Linked DNA regions of Homo sapiens: region 1 is linked to region 2. The links are chromatin loops, found by intact Hi-C in ENCODE. Cell type or tissue: HCT116. All regions are shown on one strand. Region 1 overlaps DNAH17 (dynein axonemal heavy chain 17). Region 2 overlaps LGALS3BP (galectin 3 binding protein).

What was found. A loop is a pair of places that touch in the nucleus more often than their neighbours do. Peaks named below come from ENCODE experiments on the same cell type or tissue, not always from the same donor. Only the 100,000 strongest peaks of a DNase experiment are listed, where the experiment ranks them.
Region 1: it touches region 2 in a loop (11-fold over the local background); 21 of 110 quality-filtered maps call a loop at or near these places.

What each region holds. Positions count from the first base shown.
Region 1 is chr17:78,494,223-78,502,222 of GRCh38, reverse strand. It overlaps DNAH17 (dynein axonemal heavy chain 17), which reads left to right. Exons shown (of 81, transcript NM_173628.4): 34 at 350-481; 35 at 879-1,039; 36 at 1,762-1,918; 37 at 3,111-3,215; 38 at 6,191-6,348; 39 at 7,126-7,264; 40 at 7,403-7,630. DNAH17-AS1 (DNAH17 antisense RNA 1) reads right to left here. Exons shown (of 6, transcript NR_102401.1): 5 at 5,187-5,367; 6 at 1-3,379. Among named protein-coding and RNA genes, the nearest start is that of DNAH17-AS1, 13 kb to the right of the region's middle. RefSeq lists enhancers at 3,736-4,284, 4,285-4,833, 7,974-8,000. In HCT116, a CTCF peak has its summit at 4,953; a DNase peak (open chromatin) is centred at 4,952.
Region 2 is chr17:78,968,157-78,976,156 of GRCh38, reverse strand. LGALS3BP (galectin 3 binding protein) reads left to right here. Exons shown (of 6, transcript NM_005567.4): 3 at 1-192; 4 at 1,338-1,469; 5 at 2,935-3,187; 6 at 3,453-4,902. The coding sequence ends at 4,581. Among named protein-coding and RNA genes, the nearest start is that of LGALS3BP, 7.8 kb to the left of the region's middle. RefSeq lists an enhancer at 776-1,070. In HCT116, CTCF peaks have their summits at 67 and 4,691 (motif pointing right); DNase peaks (open chromatin) are centred at 1,006 and 4,716; H3K27ac peaks cover 2,445 bases.

The DNA.
Region 1 (8,000 bases), 470 kb after region 2:
GGGCCCTTATGCAACCTGTTACTCTGTGTGTGTATAATTGATTTATATGTAAAAATATACAGACTCTGGATGGCGTTAAAGTCAGCTGTTTTTGCTTCTCATCCACCCTCTCTCGTGGCCTTGAATTTCCTTCTACTACGTCCATGCTAGCCACTGCCAGGTGTCCCATCAGGGCCGCACCCTGGTGAAACCAGTGCCTGGCTGGGGCCTACCGAGGGCGCTCTTGTTTTTCATTACTGTAAACAAAAGCATGGTGGTGTTCCCTATGCAGCTGTGGGCACCCAGCCACAAGACCCCCCAGTGCATGTGGGCACCCGTGGTGTCTCATCGAAGGCACTCTCCCCCGCAGATTAGCCAGCTGAACGTACTCATCACGCTGCTCATGGGGAACCTCAACGCTGGCGACAGGATGAAGATCATGACCATCTGCACCATCGATGTGCACGCACGGGACGTGGTGGCCAAAATGATCGTGGCCAAGGCATGAGCGCCCCTGTCCCAGGGGCCAGGGGAAGGGCAAGGGGACACCGGGTTCAGGGCAGTGCATTCAGGGACTTCAGACCCTGCCACTTCCTCTTCCTGGGGCACTGACTCTGTTGCTGGCTGCAGCTGCCTCCTAACCTCCTTGCCCGGACTCACCCCTGGTGAGCAACACACAGCAGTCAGATGAGCGGTGCCCGCCCATTGGAAGTGCCATTCTGTAGCGAGATTCCACTGAGGGTGGCCATACAGTTGGATGTGGGTGCTGGAGGGGGAAAGAGGGCCAGGGAGGGTTCCCTGGGCAGCAGGGGACCGGCCTTGGAGGCATGCTGGCCTTCCTTAGGCAGCCCTAGCTCTTGTATTCCACCTGGCAACAAGAGCTCCGGCTCATCCTGCAGGTGGAGAGTTCTCAGGCCTTCACCTGGCAGGCCCAGCTCCGGCATCGCTGGGACGAAGAGAAGCGACACTGCTTTGCCAACATCTGCGATGCCCAAATCCAGTATTCCTATGAGTATCTGGGCAACACGCCGCGGCTGGTCATCACCCCACTCACTGACAGGTGAGGCCCGTCCCTGAGTAACTCACATGTGCTCTTGGTGGGTCCCTTCCGCATGATTCTTGGAACTGTCCGACTTGGAGGTCAGCTGTGGAGGCTGGAAGGACTGGGCATTTGCGTCAGGTGGACCTGTGTTCACATTCAGTTCTACCACTGTGTCCTTGTTCTAGCACCGGCTGTGTGGCCTTGGGAGAGTTCCTGCACCCCTCTGTGGGCCTGCTGAGTTGGGGTCATGTTTTATGGACCCTCATGAGCAGACTCTGGTTGTCGTAGCAGTGCCCACCTCCCTGAATGCCACAGGTGGGAAAGGCACCTGGGCTGCCTCTGCTCCACGGTTGTGGTTCCTCCTTCACACCTGAAGGTTTTCTGCCCTCTCCCATGTGTCTCCTGGGGCTCATGCCTGTAATCCCAGCACTTTGGGAGGCCGAGGTGGGTGGATCACCTGACGTCAGGAGTTCGAGACCAGCCTGGCCAACATAGCAAAACCTCATCTCTACTGAAAATACAAAAATTAGCCGGGCATGGTGGCGGGCGCCTATAGTCCCAGCTACTTGGGAGGCTGAGGCATGAGAATCATTTGAACCCAGGAGGCAGAGGTTGCAGTGAGCCAAGATTGTACCACTGCACTCCAGCCTGGGTGACAGAGTGAGACTCTGTCTCAAAAAAATAAAAGCAGGGAGGCCATGGGGTCGCTGGCACACACGCTTACCTGTGGTCACTTGCAGGTGCTATATCACCCTGACCCAGTCCCTCCATCTCATCATGGGTGGAGCCCCTGCCGGCCCCGCTGGGACCGGCAAGACTGAGACGACCAAGGACCTGGGCAGAGCCCTGGGCACCATGGTCTACGTCTTCAACTGCTCCGAGCAGATGGACTACAAGGTACGCGGCCGGGGTCCGGAGGAGGGACCCAGAGTCTTCTTTTATAGAAGCAGATCCTAGCACCCTGTCCTCCGAGGCCCCACAGTAAACTCCAGATCTCTGGATACCTGTGAATGGCACTGGAGAGGAGGTGCCAGGGCCCCCACTTGCTGGTAGCATCCCCCTCAGGTGGTCCCTCTGGAAAGACTTCCAGGGTGGACAGACGCAGCCCCAAATGTCCTGCCCCAGCCCCTGCCCTGGAGGTGACCCTCTCTCAATTTCAGTTGTTAAGATTGCCCCGAACTGGGGACTCCGCACAGGGGTGAGCACCTCCCTCATGGTTCAGCATGGGGTGGGGTACAAGCAGTGTCCAGGTGGGTTTGGGAGGGGAGCAGGGGATTGGCCCGGTCCCATCAGTCATTAGAGCCTGCACAGGACATCGTCGGCTCACAGGAGGCCAGGGAGGGGAAGGGGATACCTCGGAGCTCCAGGCTGCAGCAGCCTCTTGCAAGACGGGAAGGCAAGGGGGATGGAACCCTGAGTTTTGGACCCTAGGCCTGCAGAGGGTCTCCCCTCCCCAGCTTGGATCTGAGCCCCACAATCTGGGGGCCCCCTCCTGAGGCTGAGGATGGGACCAGCAGCCCATGTTCACTGTCAGGGCCACGCAGTCCACATCCGCCTCCTGGATTTTAGAAAAGTGAAATCTGAAGTTGGATCTCCCTGGAAGGGACTTAACATCCACCTGGAATCCCAGGTGTAGATGGGACGAGTCCTTCTGATTGGCCCAGGTGGGGCCTAGAGAGACACAGATGTCTTGAGGGAAAGCCTCCGGCCTGCTAGACGTGCCCCCATCCCGCCTTAGAGGACTCCCTCTCCTCTCCACGCAAGAAAGAAAAGGGCTGAGAAAACATGCAAGGTTTAGAACTTAAATGTGCTTGTCTGAGCCCCTTATTAGGGACTCCAGGAAGTCCCCATCCTGGGGTCTGGGAGGCAAGGGTGAAAGGATGGCTCTTCCTCGTGTCCAGCCCTCCACGGTGTTACCCTGGGCAGTAAGCTGACCTGCCTGCTGGCCTGCGGAAGGCTCCAATGCACCGGGGCCTGAGCAAGCTTTGGGAAGAGAAAACACAGCCGAAGAGGCAGGGGGAGGCCCCTGCAGCGCCCGCCCTCCCTGTCACCCTCCCAGCTCTTCCTTTCTCCATCTCGCCCTTTCCAGTCCTGTGGAAATATCTACAAGGGCCTGGCCCAGACGGGAGCCTGGGGCTGCTTTGACGAGTTTAATCGCATCTCAGTGGAAGTCTTGTCTGTGATTGCCGTGCAGGTAAAGTCCCCTGCCTGCGGCCTCGGGGTCACGTCGGGTGACTGGCTCGTCAGCTTTCCTGTGACCTCACACGCCAGATAGACCCTCCTTGCCTCTCTGCAACGTTCCAAGCACCGAAGGGTGGTGTGGTGCCATTGAGCTCTTGCCCTCCAGGGTCCCAAAGCCTGGTTAGGCAAACACATTGAAAACAGAATCAGATTACAGGTTACATGTATGGTAGCAAACGTGTAACAAAATACAGGTGGGAGAATAATTAATTTTGCTTAGGAAAGAAAGACAAAGTGCTTTGTTATTGGTATCAGCGGAGCTGGGCATAGGAGGTGCTGAAAGGGAATGGCAGGAAAGAAAGAAAGGAGGGGGAGAGGGAGGAAGAGGAGGAGGGAGGAAATGCGCCCGTGTGTTTTGGGAACAACCATGCCGGGGCACAGAGCGTGCAGCGGAGTGGCTGGGGCGACCTGGGTGCAGGGACTTCGGATTGGGGAGCAGCCTGGGCCAGCGCCCCACCCCCACTGATGCTTGTTAAAATCTCCAGCGTGGGCCCCACTTGTTAGGAGGAGCATTTCTGCATTTTAAACAAATGCCTCAGGTGATCCTGACGCATGCTGGGGGTTGAGAAGCACTGGGCTGTCTAAGGTAAGTGGAGGCCGACCTAGCGGCCTGGGACAATTGTGCTCTTCCAAAAGGAAATGCAAGTCAGGGCGTTGGCGGTGTCAAGGTCCTCCCACCACAGGATAGACCAGGAGCATGTGGGGTGTGGACGTGCAAATGCCTCCTGGGCTGCTTAAGCCCCACAACCTGGGTGGAGAGCCTGCTTTATTTATTTATTTATTTATTTATTTATTTATTTATTTATGTTTTGTTTTTTTGAGACGGAGTTTTACTCTTGTTGCCCAGGCTGGAGTGCAATGGCACAGTCTCGGTTCACTGAACCTCCGCCTCCCGGGTTTAAGCAATTCTCCTGCCTCAGCCTCCCGAGTAGCTGGGATTGCAGGCGTGCACCACCACGCCCGGCTAATTTTGTATTTTTAGTAGAGATGGGGTTTCTCCGTGTTGGTCAGGTTGGTCTTGAACTCCTGACCTCAGGTGATCCACCCACCTCGGCCTCCCAAACTGCTGGGATTACAGGCGTGAGCCGTTGTGCCCGGCTGAGAGCCTGCTTTATACACCAACTTAACCCCTGACTCTCGGCTTGGCAGTGATGTGGACTCCCTCTGCCTCCACCTTCTAACCTGTAAGGCGGTGTTGGTGACACAGGTCTGCCAGCAGGATTAGAGGTGCCTGGGGTGGCTGCTTCCTCCTCTCCTTATGCTCCCTCTGCCTCAGTCATTCCCCAGCCCCAGGGCTGGAGGCCCCATGACCAAGAGAATGGGGACCCCAAACCATGGGCAGTGCTGGCTGTTACCGTGGGGACCCTCTCCCTTGCCCCCAGCACAGGAGCAGAGCTGCTGAGCACCTCCGACGTCCATGAACAAACCCCAGAATATTTATATAGCCCCTACTCTGGGCACTGAATGTTCACGGGCTCCAATGGAGACCACAGGAGAGGCTTGGCCTAGCTGGAAGCGGTGCTGTTCCGAAAGGCCCCAGTCCTGCCAGGGGACAAGCTGCACGCTCAGCAGACTGGGCATGGGGGTGTCTGGGATCACCAGGGCACCAGGACTTGGCTGTCCTGGGGAAGACAGGGAAAGGCAGGTGCTGGGAGCAGCTTTACCGCGAGTATTGGGCCCCCTCAAGTGGTGACTTGGAGAGACACAGCTGTCTTCTGCAGGTTTCCAGAGGAGACCTCAAGCAGGCAACGGCCCCTGATGCTCTAGGTTTAACCTCGTAGCTGACAGTTGGCCTTCAAGACTGTCTGATACGGAGGTGGCCGCTAACCAGTCCTCTGACAGGTCATTGCCAGAGTAGTAACAGGACAGAAAAGGGCTGGGAGTGGAACCCAACTCAGCAGGGACAAGGTGTTGAAATACTTACTGGTTCCTGCAACAGCCTGGGTGCATCTCCAGAGAATTCTGCTGAGTGATAAAAGTCCATCTGGGGGCCGGGCGTGGTGGCTCACGCCTGTAATCCCAGTACTTTGGGAGGCCGAGGCGGGCGGATCACGAGGTCAGGAGATCGAGACCATCCTTGCTAGCATGGTGAAACCCTGTCTCTACTAAAAAATACAAAAAATTAGCCGGGCGTGGTGGCGGGCGCCTGTAGTCCCAGCTACTCGGGAGGCTGAGGCAGGAGAATGGGGCGAACCCAGGAGGTGGAGGTTGTAGTGAGCCGAGACCACACCACTGCACTCCAGCCTGGGCAACAGAGTGACACTCAGTCTTAAAAAAAAAAAAAAAAAAAAAAAGTCCATCTGGGAAGATCGTGTATGATACAATTCCACTTATATAACATCCATGAAATGACCAAATCACAGAAAAAAAGGACATGGTTGCCAGGGGTCAAACGGAGGGAAGGGGGCAAGAGGGAAGGGGTGTGGCTATAAGAGGGCTGTCACCCCATGGTGACAGCAATGCTGGCCTCAGTGTCGCGCCCACCCTCCCCCCGCCCACCACCCCCGCTGTGACTGGTACTGTTATTAGGCAAGATGTTCCCATCAGGCTACATGGGGCAGAGAGTACACAGAATTGCCTTTGTATTTTTTTTTCTTCCCCCCAATCACTGTCTTTTGTATTTTTTATTGAGACAGGGTCTTGCTATGTTGCCTAGGCTGGGCTCAAATCATCCTCCAGCCTCAGCCTCCCAAAGTGCTGGGATTACAGGTGTGAGCCACTGTGCCTGGCCCTCTGTATTATTTCCTACATGGCATGCAAATCTACAACTTTCTCAAAAATAAAAGGCTTAATTTAAAAAATAAACTAGGAGGTTTGAATTTGCAGGCGCAAATTCGCAGCCTCATGCTTTAACATATGTGAAGGCCTCTCTGGTGTGTGGAAGCTGGCCATTTCCATGCTAACATGTCTGTGTCACCAACCGTGCAGGTAAAATGTGTCCAGGATGCAATTCGGGCCAAGAAAAAAGCATTCAATTTCCTGGGAGAGATCATAGGCCTCATTCCCACCGTCGGTATCTTCATCACCATGAACCCTGGGTACGCCGGACGCGCGGAGCTGCCTGAGAACCTAAAAGCCTTATTCAGGTACGTGGCCCAGGTGAAAGTGAGTGGCTGCAGTGAGCCAGGCCGGCCACAGCAACGTCCCAGTGCCAAGGAGTGGGCAGAGGGGAGGGGCAGAGGGCAAGCTGGGGAGGGAAGAAGTCATCAAAAGCTCCCAAGATGGCCGGGCACAGTAACTCACTTCTGTAATGTCAGCACTTTGGGCGGCTGAGGAGGGTGGATCACCTGAGGTCAGGAGTTCAAGACCAGCCCGGTCAAGATGGTGAAACCCCGTCCCTACTAAAAATACAAAAATTAGCTCGGTGTGGTGGTGCATGCCTGTAATCACAGCTACTCAGGAGGCTGAGGCAGGAGAATCGCTTGAACCTGGGAGGCGGAGGTTGCAGTGAGCCGGGATGGCACCATTGCACTCCAGCCTGGGCAACAAGAACAAAACTCTGTCTCAAAAAAAAAAAAAAAAACACTCCCAGGATGAGGCAGGCGAGGGCCTCCTTAGAAAGCACTCTGTCTTCCCCTGGGTGGGAGGACCGCACCTGGGACACAGTGATGGAAAGCAGGGTTGGGGGGTTGGGGTGGCTCTCAGAGGAGGGGCCCTGAAGGTGCACCCAGTGGATGATGTGGGAGGAGGAGGGAAGTAGGGAGCAGGCGGGCTGGGAGCCCGGCTCCAGGACCGAAGGTTCAACACTCTGCTGTGGTCTACCTGGCAGTCGAGGTGTGCTCTCCTAGGTGAAGAGGGACAGGCAGGGGTGTAGGTTGGGGAGGGAGTGGGCAGAAGCCCACAGGCACCGCTGACCTCCCCAGGCCCTGTGCCATGGTCGTCCCCGACTTCGAACTGATATGTGAGATCATGCTCATGGCCGAGGGCTTTCTGGAAGCCCGCCTTCTGGCCAGGAAGTTCATCACCCTGTACACCTTGTGCAAGGAGCTGCTCTCGAAGCAGGTGTGTGTGTCCTGGAGCTCACGGCGGGTGTGGGTGGGAGTTTGAGATGCGGGCAGCAGCCAGGGTTGGCTTCCAGACCTGCCTGCTGGCCACAGGAAGGTGAGCTCACGTCTGCCCACCTGTGCCCACTGCCCGCAGGATCATTACGACTGGGGCCTGAGAGCCATCAAGTCTGTGCTGGTGGTGGCCGGCTCCCTGAAGAGGGGCGACCCCAGCCGGGCAGAGGACCAGGTGCTCATGCGGGCGCTGAGAGACTTCAACATCCCCAAGATTGTGACAGACGACCTGCCCGTATTCATGGGACTGATCGGGGACCTCTTCCCGGCTCTGGACGTGCCTCGGAAACGGGACCTGAATTTTGAAAAGGTCGGGACTCCTGGGTCTCAGGTCTGTCCGGAGAAGCCTGCCTGGCTGGGGCTTCCTTCCCACTGATGTTGGACGGGTGGAGACCCGTGTCACACACGCACGTTTCCCGATGCTACAAAGAGACCTCTGAGCCACAGCTGCCTCCGTGGCCCTGGCCAGCCCCACCCTGTCAGTGCTGGGGGAGGTCACTCTCTCAACTGAGGCTGGGGGGGCTTCAGGCAAACCGACCCCCTGCATGAGGTCGCGGTGGAGCTATGTCAACTCTCGGCATTGACAGCAGAACTTGCAGACGCACGTGCATCGGAGGGCAAGGGCGCCTTTATCATCTCCCCCACGGGGCAGGAAGCCCCCCAGCCTCCCAGCGAGAAGA
Region 2 (8,000 bases):
GCGTGAACGATGGTGACATGCGGCTGGCCGATGGGGGCGCCACCAACCAGGGCCGCGTGGAGATCTTCTACAGAGGCCAGTGGGGCACTGTGTGTGACAACCTGTGGGACCTGACTGATGCCAGCGTCGTCTGCCGGGCCCTGGGCTTCGAGAACGCCACCCAGGCTCTGGGCAGAGCTGCCTTCGGGCAAGGTAGGGCCTGCTGTCCCCTTCCACTGAGGCTGAGACCCACAGCACAGCCAGCTCCCAGGAGGGGCAAATCCCCTAAGACGAAACAGTCAGGTTTCAAAGACATGCAAATTGGATTCCTATTAATTTAGCAAGAGCAAACACTTTTTTTTTTTTTTTTTTTTTTTTTTTTTTTTGAGATGGAGTCTCGCTCTGTTGCCCAGGCTGGAGTGCAGTGGCACAATCTCGGCTCACTGCAACCTCCGCCTCCTGAGTTCAAGTGATTCTCCTGTCTCAGCCTTCTGAGTAGCTGGGATTACAGGTACCTGCCACCATGCCCGGCTGATTTTTGTATTTTTTAGTAGAGACAGAGTTTCACCATGTTGGCCAGGCTGGTTTTTAAACTTCCGGTGTCAAGTGATCCGCCCGCCTCAGCCTCCCAAAGTGCTGGGATTACCACACCCGGCCTATGAGCAAACATTTTCAATGGTGCTGAAGGCCTGCGGATCAAGTTCTGATGGGACTGCTCCACCCACACTTGGCCAGTGATGGTGGCGGGTGCTTGGGCAGGTTCAAGAGCTCGGCTGGGCTCGTTCCCTCCGGCCCAGAAACTCCACTCCAGGGAGTTTATCCCATTGAAACAATTTCTCCTCAAAAGAAAAGTCTGCAGGAAGATTTCCACTGACACAGCAGTTGCGATTCTGGAAAAAAAAGAAACAATCCATAAACTATTTAGCAGCAGGGATAGTCACACAATTACAGTATGTGAACCTGATGTTGCAGGGATAGTCACACAATTACAATATGTGAACCTGATGTTGCAGGGATAGTCACACAATTACAGTATGTGAACCTGATGTTGCAGGGATAGTCACACAATTACAGTATGTGAAACTGATGTTGCAGGGATAGTCACACAATTACTATACATGAATGTGATGTCGCTGAAGCAGCCGGTAAGCTTTATAAGCATGAAGGCTAAGTTTATGGCCTGACATTGCAATCACAAATCCAGCCCATGCTGGAATATCCTCCGTGGTTCGCTGGTGAAGGACCTGTAAGCAGATGGACCCACACGGCCGGGGCGGAGAACAAAGGGCTGAGTCGCGCTGTGGGACTCCTGGGTGCAGTCGTCACGCCCCCAGCCCTGCCATCTGCTGTGTCCACAGGATCAGGCCCCATCATGCTGGATGAGGTCCAGTGCACGGGAACCGAGGCCTCACTGGCCGACTGCAAGTCCCTGGGCTGGCTGAAGAGCAACTGCAGGCACGAGAGAGACGCTGGTGTGGTCTGCACCAATGGTGAGCGGGGGCGCACCTCCCTGCGGAGGCCCCAGTGTGCCCTGGGGTCCCGTGGCCCCTGCCCCTCCCAGCACCACCCCCCCACGCACATGAAGCACACAAAGGTTCCTTCCACTACCGCCTGCCCACTCCGCATGGAGAGGCCCAGACGTCCCAAGAGCCCACCAGCTCCCAGTCCCACAGTCCCAGACTCCTCCCCAGCCCCTTCTGGAGAAACACCCAGAACCACCAAGTCTCCATGCAGAACCCGAGTGTGGGGCAGTGAGCCACAGTTTCAGTGAGCATGACACCTGGCTCCAGCCTGACCTGAAATGCCAGCGTCCGCTCAGAAATACACTTCACAGCACGCGACAGGCTCAAGCCCGTCCTGGCGGAGGGAGTCCCGGCTACTCGCAGCCTCAGCCTGCTTCCCCCAACCTGGCCCAGTTTGGAGGGAACCCAGGCTGCTCTGCAGGTTGGAGCCTCTGGATCTGAGTTTCTTGTTTTTCTTTCATGCCGAGGTGGCTCTTCCTGGGCTTGCACGTGACAACCTGGGCATTTCCTGCCCACTGCCCTTTGCCAGGAGTTGGAGGCCCCTAAGGCAGGACGGGTCGAATCCCAGGGAGCCCCTGTGCCCACATGGGATGGACAAGTGGCTGGAGCTGAGCCTGGACTCACAGTGGGGGAAGCCCAGGAGACGCCATGGGGCTGTCGGGGGCCAGGGGAGGCGGCGGGGAGCACACGGGGCCATGGGCGCACGGCCAAAGCTCCTGGGGCAGGAGAGCTGTGGTAAGGCGTGCAGGTGGGAGGGAGCTGGGGGTCCTGCGGTGGCTCAGGTTTTAGGAGGCCCAGGGCAAGCCCACCTGGTTGAAAGGTCACAGTTACTTCAAAACTACTATATTTGTGGCGAAGAAAAACCTATGGGATTTCATTTTGAGTTAGGCTTTGAGAGGGGCTCAAAGAAGGGGAGAGGGTGCACCACACTGACCCCCGAGCCGGGAGCCTCCCATGACTTCTGCAGGCCTTCTCCCCGACAGGAAGCTGCTCGAGGACCCCCGGAGTTCTAAAATGGGGTTGCCACAGGACCCTAACTTTTCAGGCCATCTAAGCAGGCAGTGGTTTTGGTGTTAGTGGTGATTGGTGACCAAGGCTGGGGAGTGGGGGCTCCGGAGTCAGTACCACCAAGTCTCCATGCGGAGCTGCTGCCTGAGTCGGGGGAGCAGCACAGAGCAGAGGGCCTAAAGCGGGGGCCTGGACAGGCTTGGCCAGGTCCTAGCTGCTCTTGTTCCCCAGGGCTGGAAGGGGCGGGGCCTCAGGGTCCAGGAATCCGACACTTCCGGTCTCTCTTGTCCCTCGTCTTCCCAGGAGCCTTCCAGAGTGAATGAGGCAGCCACAAATCCCTCACTTTCAGATGAAGACACTGACCCCAGAGAGTGGCAGTGCCCCGGCTCCTAACGCAGCCCACTTCCCTCCCGCCCCTTCTTAGAAACCAGGAGCACCCACACCCTGGACCTCTCCAGGGAGCTCTCGGAGGCCCTTGGCCAGATCTTTGACAGCCAGCGGGGCTGCGACCTGTCCATCAGCGTGAATGTGCAGGGCGAGGACGCCCTGGGCTTCTGTGGCCACACGGTCATCCTGACTGCCAACCTGGAGGCCCAGGCCCTGTGGAAGGAGCCGGGCAGCAATGTCACCATGAGTGTGGATGCTGAGTGTGTGCCCATGGTCAGGGACCTTCTCAGGTGAGCCGTCTCGTCCTCAGGCTCTGGGGCCGCCAGGGGCTTTGTCCTCCTCCCCTCTTCAAAAGCACAGCCCCCCACACACACACCTGCACATACTCATGCATGCACATGTACACACGCAGTCACACATGCACTCACGCAGTTGCACACACACGCATGCTCACTCCCACACTGTGTGCACTCAGGTGGCTGTGTTGGACAGTTGGGCCCAGGGCTCCCCTGCTGTCCTGTGGGGCCGGCATCTGCTCTCCTTCTTTCTCCCCAGGTACTTCTACTCCCGAAGGATTGACATCACCCTGTCGTCAGTCAAGTGCTTCCACAAGCTGGCCTCTGCCTATGGGGCCAGGCAGCTGCAGGGCTACTGCGCAAGCCTCTTTGCCATCCTCCTCCCCCAGGACCCCTCGTTCCAGATGCCCCTGGACCTGTATGCCTATGCAGTGGCCACAGGGGACGCCCTGCTGGAGAAGCTCTGCCTACAGTTCCTGGCCTGGAACTTCGAGGCCTTGACGCAGGCCGAGGCCTGGCCCAGTGTCCCCACAGACCTGCTCCAACTGCTGCTGCCCAGGAGCGACCTGGCGGTGCCCAGCGAGCTGGCCCTACTGAAGGCCGTGGACACCTGGAGCTGGGGGGAGCGTGCCTCCCATGAGGAGGTGGAGGGCTTGGTGGAGAAGATCCGCTTCCCCATGATGCTCCCTGAGGAGCTCTTTGAGCTGCAGTTCAACCTGTCCCTGTACTGGAGCCACGAGGCCCTGTTCCAGAAGAAGACTCTGCAGGCCCTGGAATTCCACACTGTGCCCTTCCAGTTGCTGGCCCGGTACAAAGGCCTGAACCTCACCGAGGATACCTACAAGCCCCGGATTTACACCTCGCCCACCTGGAGTGCCTTTGTGACAGACAGTTCCTGGAGTGCACGGAAGTCACAACTGGTCTATCAGTCCAGACGGGGGCCTTTGGTCAAATATTCTTCTGATTACTTCCAAGCCCCCTCTGACTACAGATACTACCCCTACCAGTCCTTCCAGACTCCACAACACCCCAGCTTCCTCTTCCAGGACAAGAGGGTGTCCTGGTCCCTGGTCTACCTCCCCACCATCCAGAGCTGCTGGAACTACGGCTTCTCCTGCTCCTCGGACGAGCTCCCTGTCCTGGGCCTCACCAAGTCTGGCGGCTCAGATCGCACCATTGCCTACGAAAACAAAGCCCTGATGCTCTGCGAAGGGCTCTTCGTGGCAGACGTCACCGATTTCGAGGGCTGGAAGGCTGCGATTCCCAGTGCCCTGGACACCAACAGCTCGAAGAGCACCTCCTCCTTCCCCTGCCCGGCAGGGCACTTCAACGGCTTCCGCACGGTCATCCGCCCCTTCTACCTGACCAACTCCTCAGGTGTGGACTAGACGGCGTGGCCCAAGGGTGGTGAGAACCGGAGAACCCCAGGACGCCCTCACTGCAGGCTCCCCTCCTCGGCTTCCTTCCTCTCTGCAATGACCTTCAACAACCGGCCACCAGATGTCGCCCTACTCACCTGAGCGCTCAGCTTCAAGAAATTACTGGAAGGCTTCCACTAGGGTCCACCAGGAGTTCTCCCACCACCTCACCAGTTTCCAGGTGGTAAGCACCAGGACGCCCTCGAGGTTGCTCTGGGATCCCCCCACAGCCCCTGGTCAGTCTGCCCTTGTCACTGGTCTGAGGTCATTAAAATTACATTGAGGTTCCTACATTTGTTTGTACAGAAAGTGTTGTTGGGTCCACACCGTGTTTAGACATCAGGTGTGCCAGGCTCTGGGGGACAGGTCATGAGGCAGAGTCCCTGTCCTTGTGAAGCTACAGGCTAACGGGGAAGACAGGGAACAGGAAGCACACCTCCCAGCCCGGAGCAATGACACAGTGGGACACGAGCAGGAGGGTGCGTGCCACTGCATGCGTGCACGTGGGTGTGTGATTGCATGTGCACAGGCGTGTGTGTGCTCATGAAAGTCTGGCTGTGACGGGTGCCCTCACCCCTTATCTGGGTAGGTGTGCTCTTAAAATTTTATTTACTTTTGAGACAGAATCTTGTTCTGTCGCCCAGGCTGGAGCTCAGTGGTGTGATCTTGGCTCACTGCAACCTCCACCTCCCGGTTTCAAGTGCTTCTCCCGCCTCAGCCTCCTGAGTAGCTGGGACTACAGGCACCTGCCATCGTACCTGGCTAACTTTTGTATTTTTGTAGAGACAGGGTTTCACCATGTGGGCCAGGCTGGTCTTGAACTCTTGACCTCAGGGGATCCACCCACCTCAGCCTCCCAAAGTGCTGGGATTACAGGCGTGAGCCACCGTGCCTGGCCTATGGGTGGGTGTGCTTTTGCCAGCACTACCTCCTGCTCACGTCCGACCGGAAGGAGAGGGTGCTGAGGTGGCAAGGTCAGGGCTGCACCTCCGGCGGGGCGATCGGGTCTCTGGAAGACGTGACCGGGCTGGGTCATGGAGAGCAGCAGACAGCAGACTGTGGAAGCTGGGAGGAGGGAGAACGAACAGCAGGAGTTAGGAACCTTCGCTCTGGAAATCCTGGTCCACAGGGACAGGGGACAGAGATTCTCATCTCAGCCTTGTAAGAGTGAAGAATTGGAAACGACGTCAATACCCACCAACAGGTGCTTGACTACAAATAAAAGGCACCTCCCCTGGGCTGAGTGAGGCGGGTAGAGGTGCGCTGGAAGATCCTGGGAACCACAGAGTCTCAGGGGAGGCTGGGGGACCCATTGGATGCCGGGGGGACATCCGTGACAATGCCACAGCAGGTTCTGGGCACAGAACGTCGCTCACCACCAACAGGAATTCAAAACTGCCCCTGCTTCTCCATGGCCCGTTGCAGGCACAGAGTCCCCAGGGAGGCACCTGCTGGGCCGAGCTCAGGCTGGCACCTGCCGCTGTGCCACGGTCTGGGAGGACAACAGTGTGGCCTCTGGAACAGGAGGTGGCACAGGGGCTCCCCTAATGGGAGGGAGGTTCAGGTGCTGAACAGCCAAGATGGCAGCAGACGCCCCACCCACCCTCTCCCCACAGGTGCCACAAGGAACAAAAGCAGTCTCACAAAACCTCCTGCCTGTGAAGGCAGCTGCTCCCTGTACTGGATGGAGGCCTCTGCTCCCCCAACCCCCCCACCTCCAGATCCTGCGTCCAGCCCAGGTCCACCATCCTGGCAGGACATCCCCTCCTCCACATGTTTTTTGTTTGTTTTGAGACAGTGTCTTACTCTGTCGCCCAGGCTGGAGTGCAGTGGCACGATCTTGGCTCACTGCACACTCTGCTTCCTGGGCCCAAGTGATTCTCCCGCCTCAGCCTCTGGGACTACAAAGTACTTGGGACTATAGATGTGCGCCAGCAGGCCTGGCTAATTTTTTTTTCTTTTTTTGTATTTTTAGTAGAGTCGGGGTTTTGCCATGTTGCCCAGGCTGGTCTCGAACTCCTGGGCTCAAGCAATTTGCTCGCCTTAGCCTCCCAGAGTTCTGGGATTGCAGGGATGAGCCACTCTGCCCGGCCTATCTCCTCCACCTCTATTTTGATCCTATTGACATTTTAGCAACCGAGGGGCCACGTCGCCACGGACCACTGCCAAGACCAGTGTTGGGGACAAACCACAATGAGATCAGGAGGAAGAAGGAAAAGCGATGTCACGGTAGAGGCGTGGCAGACATGGCAAAGACCAGAATCACAGCCTCCATTTCTCGAGTCAGTCCCAGGACCACAGCAGCTCTCTTCTCTCCCGCTCCGTGCTCCCTGGCATCTCACGGCCAGGGAAGGTAACTGGAGTCTTCCTTCCAGGGAACTCTGAGCCCCGTGGGTCCTGCCTGCAAGGGAGGCCATAGCCCTGTGTGGGGCTGGGAGATGCAGGAGTTTGAGAAGTCACTGGAGTTCTTCCGTGCTGCTTGCAGTTTTGAGCGGCAGCCCTGTTCCCCCGGGACAGTCAGGACCGACCATCCCAGCCTCCGAAACACTCCTCCCTTCTTCACCTGTTCACCCACAGGCACCGTGGTCCCAGAGGCGAATCCCCATCTTCACTGCCAATTTGAAGGAACGTGGAGATGTCTCATCGTGGAAACGTTCCTCTCTTGGGTGCAAAACCCCTGTGTCGGCTTGGTGTGGTGGCTCACACCTGTAATCCCAGCACTTTGGGAGGCCAAGGAGGACGGATCACGAGGTCAAGAGATCGAGACCATCCTGGCCAACATGGTGAAAACCCCCCCACCCCGATACAAAAATTAGCTGGCGTGATGACACGCACCTGTAATCCCAGCTACTCAAGAGGCTGAGGCAGGAGAATTGCTTGAACCCGGGAGGTAGAGGTTGCAGTGAACCGAAATCATGCCACTGCACTCCAGCCTGGTGACAGAGCAAGACTCTGTCTCAAAAAAAACAAAACAAAACAAAAAACAAACAAAAAAACAGAACCCAGGTTTCAGGACTAGAAGCAGAACCTTTGCACTAGGTGATGGGCGCCCTGCTCAGGGCCCCATGGCTCACTGCTGTGCATTCTGAACAAGGAGAAATGCAGATGGGCTCCTTGAGCTGGTGCGTCCACAGGTGGAGGGCAGCATTTTCTTGTCTACAGGGAGGGAGGAAAGGATGATTTGGGGGACCTGGAGGCAGGGACTTCCGGGGCTGTCTCATCTGCCGCCCAGCACGTCCGCAGAGCCAGGCTCTTGCATTTTTCCCTTCACTGGCCTCCTGAGCCTGAGGTTTCATCCCAGCCTTCCTGTTTCGTGAGCCCTTGAATGTGTGATAGGTGACACATGTGACCATGAGCCCACGGCCTGACTGCAGCTCCTGAGTCACCTG